Regions from separate parts of the Mus musculus genome. Here region 2 is linked to region 1. A link is a loop called in an ENCODE intact Hi-C map of the cell type or tissue named here. Cell type or tissue: heart. All regions are shown on one strand.

Evidence for each region. A loop is a pair of places that touch in the nucleus more often than their neighbours do. Peaks named below come from ENCODE experiments on the same cell type or tissue, not always from the same donor. Only the 100,000 strongest peaks of a DNase experiment are listed, where the experiment ranks them.
Region 2: a loop joins it to region 1, with 2.1 times the contacts of the local background. A loop is called at or near these places in 8 of 42 quality-filtered maps.

What each region holds. Positions count from the first base shown.
Region 1 is chr10:78,066,883-78,071,882 of GRCm38, forward strand. Icosl (icos ligand) reads left to right here and starts at 2,486. Exons shown (of 7, transcript NM_015790.3): 1 at 2,486-2,653; 2 at 4,279-4,397; 3 at 4,856-5,000. The coding sequence starts at 2,643. Gm51775 (a long non-coding RNA gene) reads right to left here and starts at 3,593. Exons shown (of 3, transcript XR_003948913.1): 1 at 3,578-3,593; 2 at 993-1,059; 3 at 1-791. In heart, a CTCF peak has its summit at 2,818 (motif pointing right); DNase peaks (open chromatin) are centred at 589, 1,849, 2,389 and 2,789; H3K4me3 peaks cover 1,828 bases; H3K27ac peaks cover 1,364 bases; H3K27me3 peaks cover 3,351 bases.
Region 2 is chr10:78,136,732-78,141,731 of GRCm38, forward strand. Gm47922 (a long non-coding RNA gene) reads right to left here and starts at 1,616. Exons shown (of 4, transcript XR_003948914.1): 1 at 936-1,616. In heart, no CTCF peak of the experiment used is centred here; DNase peaks (open chromatin) are centred at 2,260, 2,660, 3,370, 3,670 and 2 weaker places; H3K27ac peaks cover 1,349 bases.

The sequences.
Region 1 (5,000 bases):
TGAAGTTATGTTACTGTTATGTCTTGTGATATAAACATCTATGTTTTTTGATGGTCTTGGGTGACCCCTGTAAACAAATTATTCAATCCCAAAGGGGTTGCGGCTTACAGGTTGAGAACCATTCTTCCATCAGTGTTGGGTAACTTACTTGGTGGTGCATAGTTTCCAAGAAGCAAAGGTGGGATTTGAGCCCAGCCATGTATTTGCCACGGTCTCCTGCAGGCTCCCAGGGGCTCCTTCCCTGCACCTGCCCAACTCTGCCTAGTGTCCATTTCTAGCCAAGATATAAATCACTTCCTTACTATGCTAAGGTCCCTTTGTTTAGCAGCATTTGGCTTTCTGGGATTCCAGATGTTGTGGGGAAGTGCAGGGCACTAATTTTTGCAGAGCTCCTGTCCCTGCCGCTTTGCCAGCCATAGCATAGTCCAGGTCAGCCATAAAAGCCCCTTCAACCTTTGCTCTCTACTGCCTGCCTGGAAGAACTGCTGAGTGAGGATCAGGACACAAGGCAAGGAGTGGCATAAGTGTCAGCCAATGGGGGCGCTGTTCTGGCCCCTGGGCATCAGTGATAGGCCCAGATGTTGATGCCAAGTCAGGCCTATCCAATCAGAGAAGCCTCGAGATTAGTGCTGGGGGTTGTACAGCTGGAGTGGAGTGGACCAGAGCTGGGGAGCCTGTGGCCAGGAGAGTTGGAACATAGGATGTGGTGGTACCCTATCGGCTCCATCTGCCAATTGATGCCAAGGTGACTCCCCAACACGGGCTTCTGCTGAGTCCTCAGTGCTGCCAACCTAGTGGGGGAGAAGAGCAAGTGAGGCCACCACTCCCGATGTGCGATGTACTTACCAAGACTCCGGGTTGACTCCTGGATTATGTCTGCCAGAGCCCAGGGGTCAAGTTCTGATAACTTCTGTTTTTTCCTAGCACACGAAGAAGGTAGCCCCCCTCCCTGCAGGAGGGCCAACCCCCACCCCCACCCTCAGGCTGCTTACCTCGGCCGCACTGGTCCCCACCTCTGCTTGTCTCTTCTGTTCTTTTGTGCTTGTCCTGGCCTGCTCCCTGATGTTGATAGCCAAGAGCCAGAGATTTTTAGTTTCTCTCTCTCTCTCTCTCTCTCTCTCTCTCTCTCTCTCTCTCTCTCTCTCCTCTCTCTCTCTCTCCTCTCTCTCTCTCTCTCTCCCCCTCCCTCCCTCCCTCCCTTTCTTTTTTTTTCAAGACAGGGTTTCTCTGTGTAGCCCTGGCTGTCCTGGAACTCACTCTGTAGACCAGGCTGGCCTCGAACTCAGAAATCCACCTGCCTCTGCCTCCCAAGTGTTGGGATTAAAGGCATGCGCCACCACTGCTCGGCTTCTTTTTCTTTTCTTTTCTTTTCTTTTCTTTTCTTTTCTTTTCTTTTCTTTTCTTTTCTTTTCTTTTCCTTTTTTCTTTTTTCTTTTCTTCTTCTCTTCTCTTCTCTTCTCTTCTCTTCTCTTCTCTTCTCTTCTTTCCTCCTCCTCCTCCCCGCCTCCTCCTCCACCTTCTCTTCCTTTTCTTTTTCGAGACAGGGTTTCTCTGTGTAGCCCTGACTGTCCTAGAACTCACTCTGTAGACCAGGCTAGCCTCAGACTCAAGAGATCCACCTGCCTGCCTCTCCCTGGCCTCCCGCATTCTCAATTCACTGGCAGGTGGGGCGGGGAGGGGGCGTGGGGGTTGAGGGAGAGCAGGGAATGGGGTGAGAAGAGAGTCCTGAGCTTAGACACAGGCTCAACGCTTATGAACCGTTAAGGCTCTCCCAGAGTGAGTGCCAGAGAGCACGAGGCTGGGAACAGGATTGCCAAGTCTGGCTGGCTTTGGAGGAGAAAATGGACACTTCATTCTGTGTTCCACAACTTTATCCCTCACCAAGCCTTCGAAGTTGGGTGATGGGAGATCTGGACAAGAGTGGAGCCCGTCTTCTCCTCCCTTTCTCCCTCCTGCTGGCCCCTCTCTCCTCCCACTCGCCTGGCTTTCACTTTTTAATTCCTAGTCGTTAGGTTTTCTGATCATCTACGGTCTTTGGTCAGCCCCAGGTCCGGGCTTTGAACCTTGGTTCATCTTCTACAAGACAGGGCCCAACATCGGGCTCTAAAAGAGGGACGCAGGGACCAGGCCGGGAATGTTCTGGGCAGCGTTGGGGGGGGGGGGGGTGGGGGGTGCAGCGGCTGAGTTTCCTGTCTTCCCACCCTCACCCTAAGCCTCAGTGCCCAGACTTTCGGCCGCACCGGAGCCGGCCCTCCTTTTGCCCTCGCCGGGATCCACAAACCACCCCACACCCTGGCACCTGTAACTCATGCCCAAGTCTCCGACCCTGCTCAGCAGCCGATTGGGTTACTTTCGGGAGCGGGAGAGCGGAGGCGGAGCTCCCCGCCTCCAACCCCCGCTCGGAGGTGGCCGGAGGGATGGGCCGAGGGCGGGATCCCGCCTGTGCCCAATTAGCCAGGCGCGCAGCGCTAGCGAGCGCAGTTACAGCGGGTCTCCTGCCGCCAAAGCCTCAAGAACCCCAGATTTCAGCGCCCCAAGCCTGGAAGCTCCCCAGTTCTTCGTGGCCCCCAACAGCTCCGGAACCCCAGCCGCTGCAACTCTCCGCGTCCGAAATCCAGCACCCCGCAGTCTGCGCTCGCACCATGCAGCTAAAGTGAGTCCGTTCGCTGTTGTGTCCCGTGAGTGGGGTGGGGGAGCCGGGGACCCACCCGAACTAGGACTGAGATTGCCCGACGCTAGCGCAGCGGCTCTGTACCGGCGCAGATGTGCCCAGTTCCGGACGGCTAGCGGCCACACCTGGACCTGCCGGCTTGGACGGCAGGGGGCGGCGCAGGGCTAACCCGCTGCACCCGCGGACCAGACCCCGGCGCGTGGGCGGCTGTAGGCGGAGGAAGGGCAAGAGCCGGTACTGAAGGTGAAAACTCATAGCAGCCATGGGCACTGGCTTAGCCGCCGCCGCCCTTCTCCCTGTTGATTTCCCAGAAGGGAGGATGTGTGTTACCTCAAAGGCCAGCTGATACCCAGTGCATGGGGACAGGACACCTCCTTGTACACTTGACTTCCCTCACAGATCCAGACTGGGCAGGGGAAGTGGGAGGTGTGTAGGAGGGGTGTGTGTGTGTGTGTGAGAGAGAGACAGTTTTGCGCTCCGGCGTTTTGCAAATATTTCCCTCAGGCACTTGTACCGTAGACACTCCATCTCCACTGGCTACTTGCTGAGGTCCTCAGTCCACAAGTGTCCTAACCACAGAGTCTCCAGGGATAGAAAAGGGGAGACCTTGCAGGCTACCGAGTGCCTGCTGGCCAGTGGCTGGCTTGAGTTTGTGGTTTGCCCACTAATCATTCCTGGGGACACCCCCCCCCCCCCGTGTGTGCGTGTGTGTGTGTGTCCATCCATCCCTCCCTGTGGCTTCCCAAGGGTTTCTTTTGAGACAATCTTCTGAGAATTTCAGGGCTGCTGTTGAAAGAGAGGGAGAATTTTTGGTTGGTTGGTTGGTTGGTTGGTTGGTTGGTTGGTTGGTTGGTGTTTTTTTGAGACAGGGTTTCTCTGTGTAGCCCTGGCTGTCCTGGAACTTACTCTGTAGACCAGGCTGGCCTCAAACTCAGAAATCTGCCTGCCTCTGCCTCCCAAGTGCTGGGATTAAAGGCGTGCGCCACCACTGCCTGGCTGAGAGTGAGGTTTTATAAAAGGTGTGTGGGCAACTGTGAAGTGTCTGTGACCTGCTGCAGGGTCTTAGCCCCTATAGAGAGTCTCCATAGAACAGACGGCCTTGGGAGACTAGGCAAACTCTGGCTAAAGTATCCAAGACTGCTTTAGAGTAGGGTGAAGTGCCCTTCTTCCCACCACCCTTCTCCCCCCCCCCCCCTCACTCCCACCACCAACCAGACCTCTAAAAGGAGGCAGCTAGGCTGAGATACATAGGACACCGTCTTTTGTGTATCACCAAGGGCCTGGAACATGGCATTCCACCAAGTTTGGTTTCAGACAGTCCTGGTTCTCACCTGTCTCCTTTGGGGCCATCAGGTGTCTCTATCTCCTTCAAATGCAGCTTGTAACCATTTCTCTACAGAAGGTTAGGTCACAGGGAGGGGGCACAGACCTCAAAGCAGGGACTCTCAGAGCCCTTTCTCCTCACACAAATCTTTCTGAGTTTGGGAGCTGTTAGACTCTGGGGATTTGTGTTTGGGGGAGGGGGGAGTATGGTCCTGGTTGGGCTCTCTGAAGTCTCAGTGGAAAACCAACCAGCTGTCCTCCAATGGAATTCACATTTCTCCTAGGTGTCCCTGTTTTGTGTCCTTGGGAACCAGGCAGCCTGTTTGGAAGAAGCTCCATGTTTCTAGCGGGTTCTTTTCTGGTCTTGGTCTGTTCTTGCTGCTGTTGAGCAGCCTCTGTGCTGGTAAGTTGGGATGCATGCTGTGTGGCGCATAGATGCAGAACATTAGGGAAGCCCTGGCCACTGCCCCTACAGCCTCCCCAGAGGCCCACTGGAGAAAGCTGGATCCCCATACCTAGGTTGATATGTAGGGTTGGCAATCAGAAAGGGAAGTGCTTTTCCAAACTTTATACTTCTCTTTACATTTCTTGCTTGGGGTCAATGGAATGCCCCTCTTGGTCTCTCTGCATGGTGAATCATAAAAGCCACCTTTGAGGAGAGCTAAGGGTGAGAGCCTGCCAAAGCCAGGGAGGGAACCAACCTTGGCACTAGGTGGAGGCTCGCACCTCACACCTGAGTTTGCTACAAGACACTAACGAGCCCTCCTAATGAACCTTAGTAATGAATTCCTTTCTTGCCTTGGTGGGCTGAGGCAGGATTGGTGTTTGAATCTTAAGTAAATACATTGTGTCACTTTGAAGCCTCTGCAGAGACTGAAGTCGGTGCAATGGTGGGCAGCAATGTGGTGCTCAGCTGCATTGACCCCCACAGACGCCATTTCAACTTGAGTGGTCTGTATGTCTATTGGCAAATCGAAAACCCAGAAGTTTCGGTGACTTACTACCT
Region 2 (5,000 bases), 70 kb after region 1:
ACAATTGTTACTGTTTCATCTGAGCTGTTCTTAACTCCACTTGGCCTGCCCTCAGGGCCATGTTCTCTAGACTCCTAACCCATGGCAACTTCTCTTTCCTCCTCCTGCCTTCTTCCTCCTCATGCTCCTCTTCAGACCCCAAGCCCCCCCAAAACCTCAACCCCATCTATGTCTCTTTTTTTCCCAACTATTGGCTGTTGGCATCTTTATTTACCAGTCAGAAATAAATTGGGGGCAGACACTTAGCGTCTTAGTTGCGGACTCTCTCGTCTTTGGGGCAAACAGTCTTGAGAGCCCAATATTAGCGTTAAAATATAATGTAGCATTAGGCCAACCCACTACAGGAAGAACGGGAAGAGTTGGGAGGTATGAAGGCCTTGGGGCAGAGATGTTCAGACCTCAAGTGGCATAGGTCAGACCTCAAGGTGGAACATGACCTGAGGGGATGTTGGGAGGTGCCACCCCATGCAGACAAAGCTTCAACAGGGACACAGTCCTGCCACCTAGAATTGTCCTGTGCCTCCCGGCTAACCTGGAGACTCCACTTTCACACACTTGGGGTTTCCCCACAGCTGTCTCTGTGGCAAGGAGTGTGTCTAGGAAAATCCCCAGAGCCAATGGCCAACAAGGGAAGTTCAGACCAGGCTGTGGTCAGCTAGACTGGTCAGCTAGACCACGTGCTGGGATTTATGCTTGAGCTAGTTGCTGCCTCTGCCTAGGCACACCAGGATGGCCTGCAGGTACCAGATGTTTTGCTTCTCCCTGGGGACACAGGACCCTGGGATAGCATCCCGCCAAGTCCCCACTGTGGCCAGCAGCCTTCTAAGGTCCTCTCTTCTGATTGACTGGGGAAGAGAGTAGGTCTACAGATGGAAGGGCCAGAGGTTGTGGCTCCTTGGGACCTAGGGTGATAAAAAGGGGAGGGAAGCAAATACCTGACTGAGTAGGATGTATCCTGTCCTTCAGACACTGAGGAGGGTGGTACCAGGGCAACTGAGAGGCGGGGGCAGGGATTTGGGCAGCATCTGACCACAGAGCCTGGAGTAGCCATAGAGGACATCAGTCGTTGGGTTTGAGGACACATGCTCGTGCCTCTGGGCAGGAACAGAAGTAGCCTCAATGTATTGTTAATAGAAAAGCATAACGTCAGAGAGATGCGGTTAGAGTCCATGAGGCAGAAGAGATCTCGAGGCTCCCTATCCGACAGGAGGGGTCTTACGCATGGCCTCAGCGAGAAGGACAGTCTCATGACAGCCTCCAGCCCATTTCACAGTGACTTCTGACCTCTGTGGAGTTCCCAGATGGCAGAAGCTGCTCCCCCACCCCCTGCCATCTCTCTCTGCTGCACCCTGATGTCAGAATGAGTGGAAGCAGGCAGGGCTAAGCCAGGGACAGCAGGCCACAGGGATGGTGACTGATGTCCCGAGGAGTAGTGAACTCAGGGTTTCCCTGTGGGAAGATTAGAATGTTCTGGGATGACTACACAGCCATGCCAGGGGTTCTAACAGGGGGTTCTAAGGCCAGACAGCCAGGCTCTCAAAAAAATGGAGATGAAAAAGTCAAAAATAAAAGGACTAAAAATAAGAAGACACCCCCCCGCCCCCAATGGTTAGGTCCTAGCTGCTTAGAGCCTGACCTAGTAACTATGATGCCTCATTTTTAAAAAAGAAAGAAAGAGAAAGAAAGAAAGAAAGAAAGAAAGAAAGAAAGAAAGAAGGGAGGGAGGGAGGGAGGGAGGGAGGGAGGAAGGAAGGAAGGAAGGAAGGAAGGAAGGAAAGAAAGAAAGAAAGAAAGAAAGAAAGAAAGAAAGAAAGAAAGAAAGAAAGAAGCCTAACTTCTAATGGCCCTGGCATCTGACCCCAAATGGCCAAGACCTAGTCCCTCAGGACTAAGCTGCCCTCTGACCTCTATCCTATAATGCCACAAATACAGCCCAGGGAGTTAGTGAGGACAGGAAACTTCTAGCTGCTGTAGAAGGACCCCATTCCCTCTCAGGGAGGCAATCTCTCTCTCTCTCTCTCTCTCTCTCTCTCTCTCTCACACACACACACACACACACACACACACACACACACACACACACTGCTTTCTGTGTTCTTTTGATGTAATGTCTATTCTTTACTGTAATTTTTATATCTATTCTGGTCTGGTGAGTACTTCTTCCCCTGTGTCTTGGGCATATATCCAGCATGACAGACACCAGGAATCTGAGGCCACACACAGCTCAGAATGTTCCCCGCCCCAGACCCTCTCTAGCCATAATGGAGCCTGTTAAGCCGGTCTGTGCTGGGGGACATAAGGGAGAGGCTGTGTGTGCATGCGTGCATGCTTGTACGTGTGTGTGTGTGTGTGTGTGTGTGTGTGTGTGTGTGTGTGTGTGTGTGTATGCTGGAACTGAATCGTGCCTTTGAGTGAGGAAGGAATGCAAAGAAAGCCTCTCTCTGGGCAATTTTCGCTGAGTCTGAGTGTGTTCCTCGCTGTAGACTGGCCAGGGATTTGCAGCACATCTGTAAATTGAAGGAAGTATCTCACCGAGGTGGGGCAGGACTGGAGACCCTAACAGGCTCAGGCTTTTCCTGACGATGCTGAATCGGGGGAAGAATTCAAGATCCAAAGCTGTCTGGCCCGGCTCCCACTCAAGACTGCGCTTGCTGTTGTCTCTGGAGGCAACTCTGGACACAGGAAATAGAACAGTAGTGTGTGTGTGTGTGTGTGTGTGTGTGTGTGTGGGCAGAGGACAGGAACTCCGTGCTTCTCCGTGGGAAGATTAGAAAGTTCTGGAAGGTCACACAGCCATACTAGTGGCTCAGTGCCACCAAACTGTATACCCCTAAACAATCATGATGGACATGGATATTGTCCTGTAATGTATTTTTCATTGCAATTAAAAAAAATGACTGGTTTGAAGGTCAATTTTTTTTCCAGTAAAATATGGCATGAGCATCCAGCATTAGGAGCCATGGAGTCTGATCTTAGCGCTGACGTCTCTCGCCCCCTCCTGTGGACTCTGCTTCTGAGGACGCCTGTCGAGCTTTAGGGGGCTCCCAGGAAGCAGGAACTACTTTTGTCCTGGGTCACTGGCTGGGCAGTTTTTACTGCTACCCAGTCATCTCGAAATTCATGCCCACACTCAGGCGCTCAATACTTCCTAAACAGTCCTGAGGCCAGGGGTCAGACTCTCAGTGATGGATGATACTTGGCCAAGAACACGAGAACCACATCTCAGCGTCTGGGTGTTCTGGGGTTTTCTGTCCTCTGCCTCACTGATGCCTCATCACTTGTGTCTTTACAGGATCTGTCTGTGCCCATCCTGAAGCCCATAGGAGTGTGGCTTAGTCAGGGAACACGGTCACTGGGGCTCTCTGCCCACCTTGTCAAATGGGACCCCACCTTGGCACAGCTATCTGGAAGATTCTGGGCAGAATGGGGATCTCCCTGTAGTGTCTCCCCCCCCCCAAATCCGCCCTCCACTCATCTCTGATAGTGAGGGACAGGGTCTTGTCTGTAGTCTCAGGCCTACAATAAGGGTGCTGTGGAACAGCCTACAGCTGGGTTTGGGTGCTGGTTGACACCAGTTCACTTCTGCACTGGCTGGCTTTATTCCTGTAAGCCTGGCCTAGCCTCCAGTAGTCCAACAGCAGATTAGCAGGAGGACCTGACTTAGCCCAAGCTGTGGGCTGTCATCAGGAAGGCATGGTCAAGTCAGCCCTGAAGCATTGTTGAGGAGTCTCAGAGGTAGGGGGAGGGGAGCTAAAAGAACCTTGGGAACTAGCAGTCTAAGGTGCCCCCTTGACTGGCATTTTGGGGATCCTTGCTTTGAGACAGTTGCAGGGAACACAGCGACAATACTATGAAGCCATTCTGCCACTGGCTCTCTAGTGAGTGACTACAGGACTTATGGATGACTTTCAGTGCCAATGCATACATCTTGGCTTGACCTGTGGTATCCCAGAACGTCACAGATAGGAAGCGTCCTTGTAGCTACCATCTGGATTCCCTCTGGAGAATTCCCCTTATGGCTGGGAGATGGAGAAACTGAGGCATGTACAGATGGCCCTAATAGCTCCCCAGAGGTCCCTTACTCAAACTTTTTGGCCCTGAACACCAAGACAGACGAGACTGTCCAGTCTCTGGCAGGCAGGGAGGCAGCAGCTAGGTTCCCTCTGAGGTGAACTTTGTGGCAAGGACGTATACATTCTAGAGGCCTACATTCAAAGGCACTTCTTGGAGCATGACTAGAGAAGCTTCCAGAAGCTTGCTCCTGTGAGTGGGACTCCCAAAGTGGGGCTGGAGTTTCTGGGCAGGCTCTGGCAGCTGTGGTCTGTGTTTCACAACAGAAAAACAAGTGTGTGGTCTAAGTTCAACACTCAGGGCAAAGATTCCTGCCTGCTGTCGTGAGCTATAGACAGATGTACTTAGGCCTGGCTGCCAACAGAAGAAGAGTTGGCCTCTCCTTGCTTGGGCTTGGAGTCCCCATTGTGCTTTATCTTTGGGCAAAGATATTTAACTTCAATATAACAAGGACAAGGAGAATTATAACGGGGAGCTTGTGGGCTGCAGAAGGAAGCATCAACCATGGAGACACCAGAGTAGGGATCTACTGCTGAAGGTGGGTCATGGAACACAGACATCCAAGGTGGGTGGGGGTTAATCATCTCTCTCTTCTTTTTAAAGTATAAGAATTTTTAAGGTTTATTTATATGAGTACACTGTAGCTGTTCTCAGACTACAGATGGTTGTAAGCCACCATGCTGTTTGCTGGAAATTGAACTCAGGACCTCTGAAAGAGCAGTCAGTGCTCTTAACCGCTGAGCCATTTCATCAGCCCATTAATCATCTCTTGAGGGTCTCATTCTGAGGCCGAAGCACTCCCCAAGCCAACCTAGCAGTGGTCTTGTGAGTCTATGCTAGGAGGTCACATGCAGAAGCCCAAGTCCAGGCCTCCTTAGGAAGAAGGCTCAGAGCCCACTCTGTGGCAACTCTGTCAAGCCGAGCCACTT